Regions from separate parts of the Homo sapiens genome. Here regions 2 and 3 are each linked to region 1. Evidence: chromatin contacts called from ENCODE Hi-C or POLR2A ChIA-PET data. All regions are on one chromosome and are shown on one strand. The core of a region is the stretch at or near the end of the contact, and the rest is flanking DNA. Distances in the headings are between cores, read along the strand shown.

Region 1 (3,895 bases), core at 1,032-3,531:
CAAGTCCTCCAGGCTCACTCATCTCTAGTGCTCCAGTATTACTTGGGGAGGCCAGGGCTGCCCTGCCAAGCATGATCTAGGGTCTTACCTTTCCTGTACCCTGCTACGCCAAAATAGCCAGAGTTTCAGTACTTTGGAGCTGCCAGGAGTTGGCACAGTGCCCTGGTGGTGCCCCCCTTGCCTAGTGAGTGTGTGGGCAGGCTGCAGCTCCTCTCTTGCCTGGCACGGGGGAAGGAGAGGAGGGAGATGAGCCGTTGGATTTATTTAGAGCCTGATCTCCCTCCTACTGCTTCAGAGGGGGCCTCAGGGAGAGCAAGGAGCCAGGCAAGAGAAAGGGAAGTGGGGGAGGGTGATCAGAGCCAGAGAGAGATGGGAGGGAGCAATGGGTCAGCAGGCTGCCCTCCAACACCATCCACATGTCAGTCTGCTCCTTGCAATAGCCCTTGCCTTCTCACCAGGGATGGGAAGAACCTCCTAGGGCCATCCAGCCCCACAGAGAGGTTTGTTTTCAAGCTCACCTTGGCACCCTGGGCTATACCAGCTGTCCCTTCAACTGTCAGAAAGAGGTGTCCACCAGAGCCTTGAAAATGATCTGATCTAGCGGCAATGTAATTAGCCCCAGAGGCCCCATGGAGAATTGGGCCCAGAAGGAGACCAGTCCCAGAAAAGGACAGTTGCCTATTCTGAACATCAGCATTCATCTATCCTGGGCCTGGCAGTAAGTGATGGGAGAAGACTTGAACATGAACTCCTCTTTCCGACCCAGGGGTGCTCCAACCTATTGGGGCCCCTTCCAAGCCATCTAGTGGTCCACTCCTAAGGAGGCCTTCTTACAGGACATTTGAGGGAAAGTTGTCAGCTCCAAGGGGCTGAGAAGCTGCTCCGCATTCTTGCCCCATCTTTCCAGGCACTCTCCCTGCTGTCTGAGCTCCGGGAATCACTGCTTAATGAGCTGATTTGTCTCAGTGGGTCAGGAGATAAAAGCAAAGAGGAGAATTAAATATTTATCGGTTGCCTGTTTCTCTGAGCAAAGCGCTTCCTCTCCATCCCCAGGCCCTCAGCTCCTCTGGCCTCACCTCCAGGCCCTCCATGCTGGGCAAGAGCTCAGGATGCCCGCTGCAGAGGAAGCCTCAGCAGGGGGCTGTGGAATAGATGGGGCTCAGTCACCTGGCCTACCCATGTGCTGGGCGCCCAGGTTTCAGCCTGGGAGAGAAACTGGGCTAGAGAAAGGGTGAGGAGATGAGGCAATGCGCAGAGATGGAGGGGGTGGAAGGGAATAATGGAGCTCCTCAAGTTTTAGGATCCGTCTGTCTGAAGAGGTTGGCCCCTGGCTCCCTGATGTCCTCTCAGCTCCCTGATGTGTCGTTTGCTTGAGGCACAAGAGGTCTAGAATGTCTGCCTCCCCAACCACCTCGGCGGCTCTCCTAGCTGTTGTGTTCAGACCCCAGAAATCCAGAATTTGGAACTCCAGACATGGCGTGTTCCCTCTCCAGAGCCTCTGTGCCCTCGGCCTCCAGCCCTGCCTTCTCCCACCCCTCTTTCCTGGGCCGTGGAGCCACCTGCTTGAGCCCTTCCCCTATACTGCCCCCTCTCTGCACACACCCGATGCCCCAGGGTCTGAGTCTGGGTCGCTGGGGAACGCTTGGCATGAAAATCCATCTCCCCACGTTCTTAGAGCGCCCCCCTACAAACCCTGCCCTGCCACTGAGGCGTTTTTCAAAGTCCTGAACCGGGGAAAGGGTTGAAGGGAGAGGAGGTGTCACCCCAACTTCCCCGCCCCCACCCTCATCGTGGGCACTCACCGCCTCCGAGTCCTCAAACCCGGGCACGTAGGAGTCGTCATACATGGGGGAGTCCGGGTCGGGGGAGCGAGCGGCGCCGGGGGCGGGAGCGGCCCGGAGGCAGGGGCAAGGACTGCGGGCCGCGCCCGGGAGATGCCACCGAGCCCCGCAGCCCTGCGGGCGGCGGCAGGGAGCGAGAGAGCGCGAAGGAGGGAGCGAGCCGCGAAGACCAGCTGCTCGGAGCTCAGATCACCGCTCCCCCCACCCCACCCCCCCAAACCCAGCCGGTCCCACCCCGAGCGCGGCTGAGGAATCTGGCGCCGGCTCCTACAACAATAGTGCCCGCCCACCTGACCCCCTCCCCGGGAGAAGGCGGGGGCGGCGAGGGGGCGGCGGCCACCGGGGAGCCCGGGCCAGGCCGGGAGAGGGGAACGAACCCGTGCTAGGTGGAAGGTGGGTCCCCGAGCACCTACGGGGCCGTGGCGGCGGGGAGGAAGGGGAGGAGAGGCTGCGGGCAGGGCGGATCCAGGCAGGGAGGAGGCGGGGCGAGGAGAGATGCGGAGACAGAGACGCTCGGCAACCCAGGAACTACTCCGCCGGGAAACAAAGGGCTGCGGCGGGGGAGGGAGGGGGCGCTGAGACCGCGAGGGAGACGCGACCCGGGCGGAGACTGGAGAGGGCGCAGGTGTCGAGGAAACCGGAGAGAGAGAGGCAGAGGGAGGACGGAGAGGACAGGAAAATGGGGAGACCGTGGGAGACAGAAGAGGCGCGGGAACGAGCGGCAGACGGGGGAGGGGTCCCAGGCGACAGCAGGGCGGGTCTGGGCCCGTGCGTCCCGGAGGCTCCGAAAGCAAACCCCGCAGTGGTCCCGGGGAGGAATGGGCTTGGTGCCCCCAGGCTAATGACAGGACGGCAGCTCCTGCCCCAACAGGTGCCCGGCCCCCTCAGTACGGGGACGCTGCGGCAAAGGCGGTGTTGCCCAACCCTTGAGAAGGGGGGAACTTTCCGTGAGCTGGGTAGGCCTCCCCACACCTGTTGCACGGATAGATTTTGTCTTAGTCCTGCCAGGATGGGGGTTCCCTTCCCCACTTCCCTGCCAAGGATTGTGCCAGACAGTGCCAAGGCATCCGTGGGAACTGGGGCAGAAAGGGGCTGTTTTAGGTGAGCCTAAAGGGAAGGGGAAAGAAGCCAGAGGGTGGAGGTAGGGGGATAGTTGTGGGTGGGATCCTGGCTACACTCGGGTTGGGAGAGGAAAGGGCCAGTCTCCTCGGAGTCACTAGGGTAAGGCCAGATTCTCCCCTTAGCAGAAGGGCTTGTACCACTCTGCACCACTCAGTCTCCTTTACAGGAGCATTGAGATTTGGGGTAAGAGAGCCGCAGCCCTTATCTTGAGGAAACTTTCCCCAAAGATCCACCCATTTGAGCTCTTTCCTTTTTTCATCTCCTGAGCAAAATTCCTTCTTTGATTTTTGACTGCCTACCTTTGTGCCCCACGAGGAGGATGTGCGTAGACAGGGGTTACACTTGGAGGCCTCCTGGTGCCCATGCTCTTGGCCCTGAGCTCAGTCCTTTTCCTTCCCAATTTCTCACACCCGGGAGTTCAGCAATCTGCTCATCCCTCCTTGGCTTGAGGAGAATCAGAAATCCAAAACTCTGACATGGCTTAGTAAGATCTATGGTAGAAAGCACTGTGCATGGGAGAGAGAAAGCCCACCCAAACCAAGTGGCTTCCCACCTGGGTCACTTATCGGTGTTATCTTGGCAAGACAAAGAAGAGCTGCATCTTCAGACTGACATCTTTAGTCTGTCTACTGTGGGTGGCCCAGAGCAGCCCTGCCCAGCACCTTCCTCATGCTGGGTTTGACAAACAACTTTGTTGCAGCCCCTGTGGCTGAAGGGACTGTCTCCTCTCCTGAGTCCAGCACCAACTGGGGTTTGGTCATATACTGGATTCTTCTGTATTGGAAGTTCCCAGACACTGCCCACTTTTGTGCCCTCACCCAGTTACGCAGTATTCCTTGTATCCCCCTCTTTCATCCTTTCTCTTCAATTCCTTCTTTCAGGGGCCTGGAGAGGTGTCAAAGAGTAAGACCCTCAAGGTGCTCTTCTCCTGG
Region 2 (3,895 bases), core at 913-3,412, 180 kb before region 1:
TGGTGAATCAGGGGACACCTGGTATAAGCTTAGGAGGAGGGATCATGTGGATATAAGCAACAGCCCCCCAGGACAGAGGCAGCCCAAAAGGTGAGCATCTGGAGCACCACTTAAGGTGGGGACTGAGTGAACTAGGCATTGTGGTGGTGGTGAGGGGGAGTTCTACATTGAAAAAAATAAAGGCCACTTTTATCATTTCAGTTGCTAGGGGATTAGTTTTGCCAAGCAAACACATCATTTCTCCTCCATCCCCCTCTGGAAGGGTGAGAGTGCATAAGCACTTACTCTGTCCTCCATAAAGCTGGGCAGGCTGTGTGGGCACAGAACAATATAACCCCCAAATCCTGGCTTCTGGATTGGAGGTGAAAGCCTGCTGCTGTGGGAGGGCTCCCTGGCTGCCCAAGGACAAACATGTAGAATGGAACTGGTAGGGCAGCTTGGGTGGCCAAGGCAGACGCCTGTGTCCTGCTGTACCAGCAGTCCTAGGCTGCAGCACTGAGCTGACAAGGAGATACGGGTGTAGGGGTCACCCTTTTTGAGCTTAGGGAAGGCAGCTCTCCCTCAGAGTCGCACAAAAGCTTGGTAAAAGCCACCGCCTCCTCTCTCCACCGCATGGGAGCTGGTTACTCATCTCATCTCTGCACCCGAACAGCCACTGCCGCTAAAAATAGCCCCCCAGCCGTGGGCCAGCCCCTCCTGCACCCCAGCCCCATGGAAACCAGCAGAGTGGCAGGCAGAGACCTTGAGTTCCAATCTCATCACTCTATGTTGGGGAAACTGAAATCTGAGGCAGGAAGCCAGGGGCAGAACCCTGGTGGTCAGGCAACCTGACAAGCAGGAGAGTAAAGGGTTAAAACGGCAGGAAGGTTGAAGAAATAGGGGCGGGGGAGGGGGCACTGTCAGCTTGGCAAGAATCATAAGTCCCTCCCCCGCCCACTCGTGCGATCCCATCAGGCTTGGGGGACAACAGCAGTGGGAAGGGGCGTCCAATCCCGGGCCCCAGGGGGCGGCCGTGCACATGGGGGAGGTAGCAGCGCGGAGCAGTCCGCGCGGTGTCACATGCGCGCGCACACACAGAGACAGGCACACACACGTGTGCCCGGGTATATATAGTTCCCAGTCCCCGGGCCCGCGGCTCTGCAGTGGGCGCCGGCTCCCTGGGCTGGGAGGGGGCTCCTGGGGCGGGTGGGAGGGTGGGGGGCCGGGGTGGGGTGGGGCAGGATGCTGGATGGCCCACTGTTCTCCGAGGGGCCTGACAGCCCCCGGGAGCTCCAGGATGAGGAGTCTGGCAGCTGCCTCTGGGTGCAGAAGTCCAAGCTATTGGTGATAGAAGTGAAGACTATTTCCTGTCATTATAGTCGCCGCGCCCCTTCTCGACAGCCCATGGACTTCCAGGCCAGCCACTGGGCTCGCGGGTTCCAGAACCGCACGTGAGTGAAGCAGGGGTGAGGGGAAGAGAGTGGTGGGGCGGGGAGTGGGGTCCGGACCTCCCCGCAGGCACCAGCGAGCACTGCTGGTCCCCCTTCTCTTTCCCACGCCTTCCACCTCTGCCCGCTCCCGAGGGCTGGGGCCTGACTCATCCCGTTGTTTGGGGGAACAGAAGTGGGTGTGAGAAAGGGCAGGAGGTGAGATGGGGCAGACGCTGTTAAAGTGTGCATGGAGAGATGGCGAGGAGTCCCGCTTCGACTTCAGTCCTAACATATACGCACGTGCACACGCGCACACACTCACACACACCCCTTCACATGGCTGCCCCAAGTGGTCTCCAGTGCTCCCAGCTCCCCGGACCTCGGCTCCCTTCCCCCACAAACTGCTCACCTGGGTTCCTGCTCATTGTCCCAGGTGTGGGCCGCGCCCGGGATCCCCACAGCCGCCGCCCCGCCGGCCCTGGGCCTCCAGGGTGCTGCAGGAGGCGACCAACTGGCGGGCGGGGCCCCTGGCCGAGGTCCGAGCTCGGGAGCAAGAGAAAAGGAAAGCGGCGTCGCAGGAGCGGGAGGCCAAGGAGACCGAGCGAAAAAGGCGCAAGGCTGGTGGGGCCCGACGGAGCCCCCCGGGTCGACCCCGCCCGGAGCCCCGCAACGCCCCTCGGGTGGCCCAGCTGGCAGGGCTCCCTGCTCCCTTGCGGCCGGAGCGCCTGGCGCCTGTGGGGCGAGCGCCCCGTCCATCCGCGCAGCCGCAGAGCGACCCAGGGTCGGCGTGGGCGGGGCCCTGGGGAGGTCGGCGGCCCGGGCCCCCAAGCTACGAGGCTCACCTGCTGCTGAGAGGTTCTGCCGGGACCGCCCCACGACGCCGCTGGGACCGGCCGCCACCCTACGTGGCTCCACCTTCTTACGAAGGCCCCCATAGGACCTTGGGGACTAAGAGAGGCCCCGGGAACTCTCAGGTGCCCACTTCATCAGCCCCAGCTGCGACTCCAGCCAGGACAGACGGAGGGCGCACAAAGAAGAGGCTGGATCCTCGGATCTACCGGGACGTCCTCGGGGCTTGGGGTCTCCGACAGGGGCAAGGTCTCTTGGGGGGATCCCCAGGCTGTGGAGCGGCCAGAGCAAGGCCAGAGCCCGGCAAGGGGGTCGTGGAGAAAAGCCTGGGGCTGGCTGCTGCTGACCTGAACAGTGGTAGCGACAGCCATCCCCAAGCCAAAGCTACAGGGAGCGCAGGCACCGAGATAGCTCCTGCGGGGTCTGCAACTGCGGCTCCCTGTGCCCCGCATCCCGCTCCCAGATCCAGGCACCACCTCAAGGGCTCGAGGGAAGGGAAAGAAGGAGAACAGATCTGGTTTCCCAAATGCTGGATTCCCTCCCCTAAAAAGCAGCCGCCCCGCCATAGCCAGACACTCCCCAGACCCTGGGCTCCCGGAGGCACCGGATGGAGAGAATCTCTGGGTCTTGGAGAGGGGGCAGGACCGGAGACCCTGGAGGGTTGGAAGGCGACCCGCCGTGCCCACACCTTGCCCCGCAGTTCCCAGGGCCTGTCCCGTGGGGAAGGCGTCTTTGTCATTGACGCCACGTGCGTAGTGATACGATCCCAATATGTTCCAACCCCCCGAACCCAGCAGGTGCAGCTTTTGCCCTCTGGGGTGACACGCGTGGTGGGGGATTCCCCCAGCCAATCGAAGCCCGGCAAGGAGGAGGGTGAAGGGGCCACGGTCTTTCCTTCCCCTTGTCAAAAGCGGCTGTCGAGCAGTCGCCTTTTACACCAGCCCGGCGGGGGCCGCGGGGGCGAAGCTGAGGGCGGGAGGCCGGGGGACTCCACACTGGAGGAGCGCACTTTCCGCATCTTGGGGCTCCCGGCCCCCGAAGTAAACCTGCGGGACGCCCCCACGCAGCCAGGTAGCCCAGAGCACCAAGCCTTAGGCCCAGCAGCTTCGGGAGCCCAGGGCAGAGCCGAGGGGTCGGAAGTGGCGGTGGTCCAGCGGCGCGCCGGCCGGGGCTGGGCGCGGACCCCAGGGCCCTACGCCGGGGCCCTGCGAGAAGCCGTGTCCCGTATCCGCCGCCACACAGCCCCTGACTCGGACACGGACGAAGCTGAGGAGCTCAGCGTCCATAGCGGCTCCTCTGATGGAAGCGACACAGAAGCCCCGGGCGCCTCCTGGCGGAATGAGAGGACCCTGCCCGAGGTTGGAAACAGTTCGCCAGAGGAAGATGGGAAGACAGCGGAACTGAGCGACAGTGTCGGGGAGATCCTAGATGTCATAAGCCAAACCGAGGAGGTCCTCTTCGGGGTGAGGGACATCAGAGGGACCCAACAGGGAAATAGGAAGAGGCAGTGAGAGGCCCCTTCTTGTATTTGTGTCCCCAACGCATCCATCCTTGGGTCCACTGGTCCCCATTCTTCCCCACAGACTTCCTTTGCTTCTCTTTTCCTTGTATCTTTACCCATACCTGTTCTCATCCTT
Region 3 (3,895 bases), core at 808-3,307, 140 kb after region 1:
GGTTCTAAATAGTAATGTTTTGTCTGTCTTGGACTTACAAGAAGGATTCTTTTTTCAACTAAGACCTTCAGTAAATTCATTGAAAGAAAGTCTTTTGTTTCTTCCCCATCTATTCCTGTGTCTCTTCATATTGTTCACTACAGTAGTTTTAATGTTGCTTTTTGATATTACTACATTTGGTTGCAGATTCGGATTCCCAAATTTTCTGTGACATGACTGCCTCTGGCTGTTTTTTAATTATAGGGTGTTTATAACAAAACATCTTTTTTCGTACTCCTGAGGGTTGGTCTGTTTGCTTATGTATATAAATCATTGTTATTAATATTATGTTTGTATTGCATCCATAATCCAAAGCTATCCTAGAATGTTCACTCCAAGAGAGCAGGGTTATCTTCCTTGTTCTCTCCTGGCACTTAGGTGCTCAATAAATATTCGTTGAATGAATGAATTTCAGGCCTTCTTCTAGGGCTGCTCTAGTCTCTGGAAACAGCACAACCCCCAAGGTTTTTTTTTTTTTTTAATAATTTATCGGTCCTATAGTGTATTTATTTATTTATTTATTTATTTATTTATTTATTTATTTGAGATGAGGTGTCTCCATATTGCCCAGGCTGGGATCGAACTCCTGAGCTCAGGTGATCTTCCCACCTCAGCTTTTCAAAGTGCTGGGATTACAGTGGTGAACCATGACGCCCAGCCTTAGTGTTTTTCTTGAGGGCTGTGGAATCTTTATGTTCACTTCCACTGGGACTCATGCTCACTTGCTCGTTAGGCATGGATAAAACATCTTTCTTAAACTGACAGTGAGGAGATAAGAGATGCTGGAAAGCAAAAAATGTCTAGAAGGGTTATGGGAAGAAAGCTAGGAATCATTTCTACAAGTGGTGGAGATGACAGAAAGATGCTTTTAAACTAAAAATCCTTAAAGGATGGTATGATTGGTATTGTGTCTGTCATTTTTATGATACCTGCATTATTTAGCATGGAATTTTAAAGACAGGGCACACAGTTATGAGAAGCAGCCCTAAACTAGAACAAATATTTCCTTATTCTCAGTCCAATGCTCTTTACTATATAAGAGGCAATAAGGGATAAAGAATGCGGGCTGGGTTCAAATTCGTCTTCCTTTCCCATTTAATAGCTATGGTCCCATTCTGTTCCTCAGTCCTCTTATCTGTAAAATGGACATAATACTAACCTGTACCTCTTAGGGTTGCTTTGAAAAATTCAATGACTTTATACATGTAATTCCCAGAATCAGTAAACACCCAAAAAATGTTTCTCAGTGTTCTCTATACCAAATGTTCAGTACATGTATTGAACTGTTCACAAAAGAAAGCTAAAGACTTTTTATGTGTAAACAGTGATCCTCCAGCCTCTGTCTGATTTATTTTTTATTTATATATTTTTTTGAGACGGAGTTTCGCTCTTGTTGCCCAGGCTGGAGTGCAATGGCGCGATATCGGCTCACCGCAATCTCCGCCTCCCAGGTTCAAGAGATTCTCCTGTCTCAGCCTCCCGAGTAGCTGGAATTACAGGCGTGCACCACCACGCCCGGCTAATTTTGTATTTTTAGTAGAGACGGCGTTTCTCCATGTTGCTCAGGCTGGACTCGAGCTCCCGACCTCAGGTGATCTGCCAGCCTCAGCCTCCCAAAGTGTTGGGATTACAGGCGTGAGCCACCGCGCCCGGCCTGTCTGTCTGATTTTATACTAGCTGTGTACAGTGGTGAGGGAACAGCAGCCTAGGACCACAGACTGAGGGTCCAAAAGTAGCCGGAAAACGAGCCACGCTGCAAGGTGGAAAAATATTAGCTGGCAACCCGCCCCGCAGCCCGCTCTCCGCCCCCTTCCCCGGCTCACTCTCCTCCGGGCGGAGTTGCTGACAGACAGTCTGTCTTAGCCACCCCAACCTCGCATTTTCTCAGCGCTCCGCCCTCCCAGACACGATAGGTAGTTGGTCTCGGCCAATGGCGACATCCTGTCATACGAGCGGTAGCCAATGAGTAGCCAGGAGTCCGGAAAGGGGCGAGGCCGATCTGAGAGCCGCTGGCGCCACTAGAGAAGGGCGAGCGGCGCGGCAGAGTGCGGCGCAGCGCAGCTCCTGAGGTAAGATGGCGGTGCTCTTTCCTCTAAGCTCTTGCGGTTGGGCTGCTATTTCGCTCTTTTTGTCAGCTCAGAGCTGCTACTCCGCCTCAAAGCAGTGTCAGAGTCAGTCTCCTTCCTGCAGGCTTCCAGGAGCCAGGATCTCCGGTGACTGGAGCCGTAGGACAAAATGGCGCTCGCATAGGCTTCCGAGGCCAGGCCCAGTCGTGCGCTCTGAGGCAGGCCGGGACAAAGGCGGCGTGCGGGGAGGCGGCGTGGCCGCCGCGTGGGGCTGGTGTTGTCGCTTCCCTTCGTGCTGCAGCTGTGCGAGTCCTGAAGATACATTCAGCGTGGTGTGGTTCGGGGTGGGGCCGGGCATGGAGGGACACGCTAAAGGGAGGCAAAGCCACAGATGCCTGTGGAGACTTGGGGAGGGCGGCGGGGACTTACGGAGCGTACCTTACGGGGACGACTTCTGCATGTCCTTTGGAAACTGTCCGCGCGATCTGTGTGGAGCAGGAATTTTCGGGAAGGGTAAGGGCTTTTTGGTCTTTCGTTTGACCCCGCAGGTTTTGGTTATGAACAGGATTCGGATTCACGTCTTGCCAACCAATCGGGGGAGGATCACTCCAGTGCCCAGGTCTCAGGAACCTCTGTCTTGTGCATTCACTCATCGTCCATGCTCTCACCCTCGTCTGGAGGGGCAGGAGTTTTGCATTAAGCATATCCTTGAAGACAAGAATGCACCCTTCAAGCAGTGTAGTTATATATCGACGAAGAATGGAAAAAGATGTCCCAATGCTGCCCCAAAGCCAGAGAAGAAAGATGGGTATATATGTATAGATATATATGTCGTTTTTCTTAAAGCGAGGGGGTATGTGATATGATGCGGGCTTCAGCATAGCTGCCGCGTTTGAGATTTTGTCCTTGTAAATTTGGGGTTATGGTTGTATCCTTGGAAAACTGAAAAAACGGTGAAGACTGGAAAGACCCTTGAGTTGGATTACTTAGTTCACCTCTTTGGTTCTTTTCCCTTATCTGTAAAATAAAGGCATATTCTAAATTAGTCTTTTTTTTTTTTTTTTTTTTTTTAAGAGAGATGGGGTCTTGCTATTTTGACCAGGCCGGTCTCAAACTCCTGGCCTCAAGGTATCCTCCCATCTCGGCCTCCCAGAGTGCTGGGATTACAGGCGTGAGCGACCGCGCCCGGCCCTAAAGTTAATTTTTTGGCGGGGGGGCGGCGCACAGATTCTTGCTTTATTCCCCAGGCTGGAGTGCAGTGGAGATCTCGGCTCACTGCAACCTCCTCCTTCCAGGTTCAAGCGATTCTCCTGCCTCCTAAGTAGTTGGGACTTAAGGCGTGCGCCACTATGCCCGGCTAATTTTTGTACTTTTTAGTAGAGACGGGGTTTCACCATGTTGGCCAGGCTTGTTTTGAACTGCTGACCTCAGGTGATCCATCCGCCTCGGCCTCCCAGAGTGTTGGGATTACAGGAGTGAGCCACCGCACCTGGCCCCTAAAATTCTTCTTAATGGAGGGGTGTGTGGCTCTATTTGGCTGTCCATGAATTTTGTTAAATAACATGCAAAGTTATATATGTGTGTATTCTTCTGTAAGAGGCTTCATAGTTTTCATCATGTATGCAAAGGTATCCATGCAAAAACATAACCTGACTAGATAATTTTTTACGTATCTTATAGTTTTAAAATTGTGTCCCTGGCTGGTCGCAGTGGCTCATGCCTGTAATCCCAGCACTTTGGGAGGCCACGGGAGGAGGATCACTTGAGGCCAGGAGTTGGAGACCAACCCA

The links. Hi-C counts contacts between places; a loop is a spot of excess contacts on that map. ChIA-PET counts read pairs that join two places held with the same protein, here RNA polymerase II (POLR2A). Pooled maps may share reads with other maps.
Region 2: a loop to region 1 is called in a map of PC-9, with 4 times the contacts of the local background. The contact joins the promoter of DDN-AS1 here to the promoter of CACNB3 in region 1. A Hi-C loop is called at or near these places in 1 of 168 maps with a recorded cell type or tissue (PC-9) and 7 of 50 pooled maps. POLR2A ChIA-PET finds 5 or more read pairs at or near these places in 4 of 52 experiments (HCT116, K562, activated CD4-positive, alpha-beta T cell and 1 more).
Region 3: a loop to region 1 is called in a map of naive thymus-derived CD4-positive, alpha-beta T cell, with 10 times the contacts of the local background. The contact joins the promoter of KANSL2 here to the promoter of CACNB3 in region 1. A Hi-C loop is called at or near these places in 3 of 168 maps with a recorded cell type or tissue (chondrocyte and naive thymus-derived CD4-positive, alpha-beta T cell), 6 of 37 single-sample maps with no recorded cell type and 16 of 50 pooled maps. POLR2A ChIA-PET finds 5 or more read pairs at or near these places in 15 of 52 experiments (GM10248, H1, HEK293T and 9 more).

The regions. Positions count from the first base shown.
Region 1 is chr12:48,816,882-48,820,776 of GRCh38, reverse strand. CACNB3 (calcium voltage-gated channel auxiliary subunit beta 3) reads right to left here and starts at 2,281. Exons shown (of 13, transcript NM_000725.4): 1 at 1,803-2,281. The coding sequence starts at 1,847. LOC101927241 (a long non-coding RNA gene) reads left to right here and starts at 3,845. Exons shown (of 3, transcript XR_245978.4): 1 at 3,845-3,895. RefSeq lists a silencer at 2,014-2,483.
Region 2 is chr12:48,996,614-49,000,508 of GRCh38, reverse strand. DDN-AS1 (DDN and PRKAG1 antisense RNA 1) reads right to left here and starts at 2,162. Exons shown (of 2, transcript NR_147179.1): 1 at 1,819-2,162. It overlaps DDN (dendrin), which reads left to right and starts at 1,134. Exons shown (of 2, transcript NM_015086.2): 1 at 1,134-1,430; 2 at 1,843-3,895. The coding sequence starts at 1,222. The coding sequence ends at 3,769. RefSeq lists enhancers at 469-763, 2,433-2,502 and silencers at 909-1,203, 1,853-2,312, 2,863-2,952, 3,153-3,542.
Region 3 is chr12:48,680,400-48,684,294 of GRCh38, reverse strand. KANSL2 (KAT8 regulatory NSL complex subunit 2) reads left to right here and starts at 2,057. Exons shown (of 10, transcript NM_017822.4): 1 at 2,057-2,108; 2 at 2,654-2,913. The coding sequence starts at 2,663. RefSeq lists silencers at 1,710-1,759, 1,800-2,009 and an enhancer at 2,090-2,359.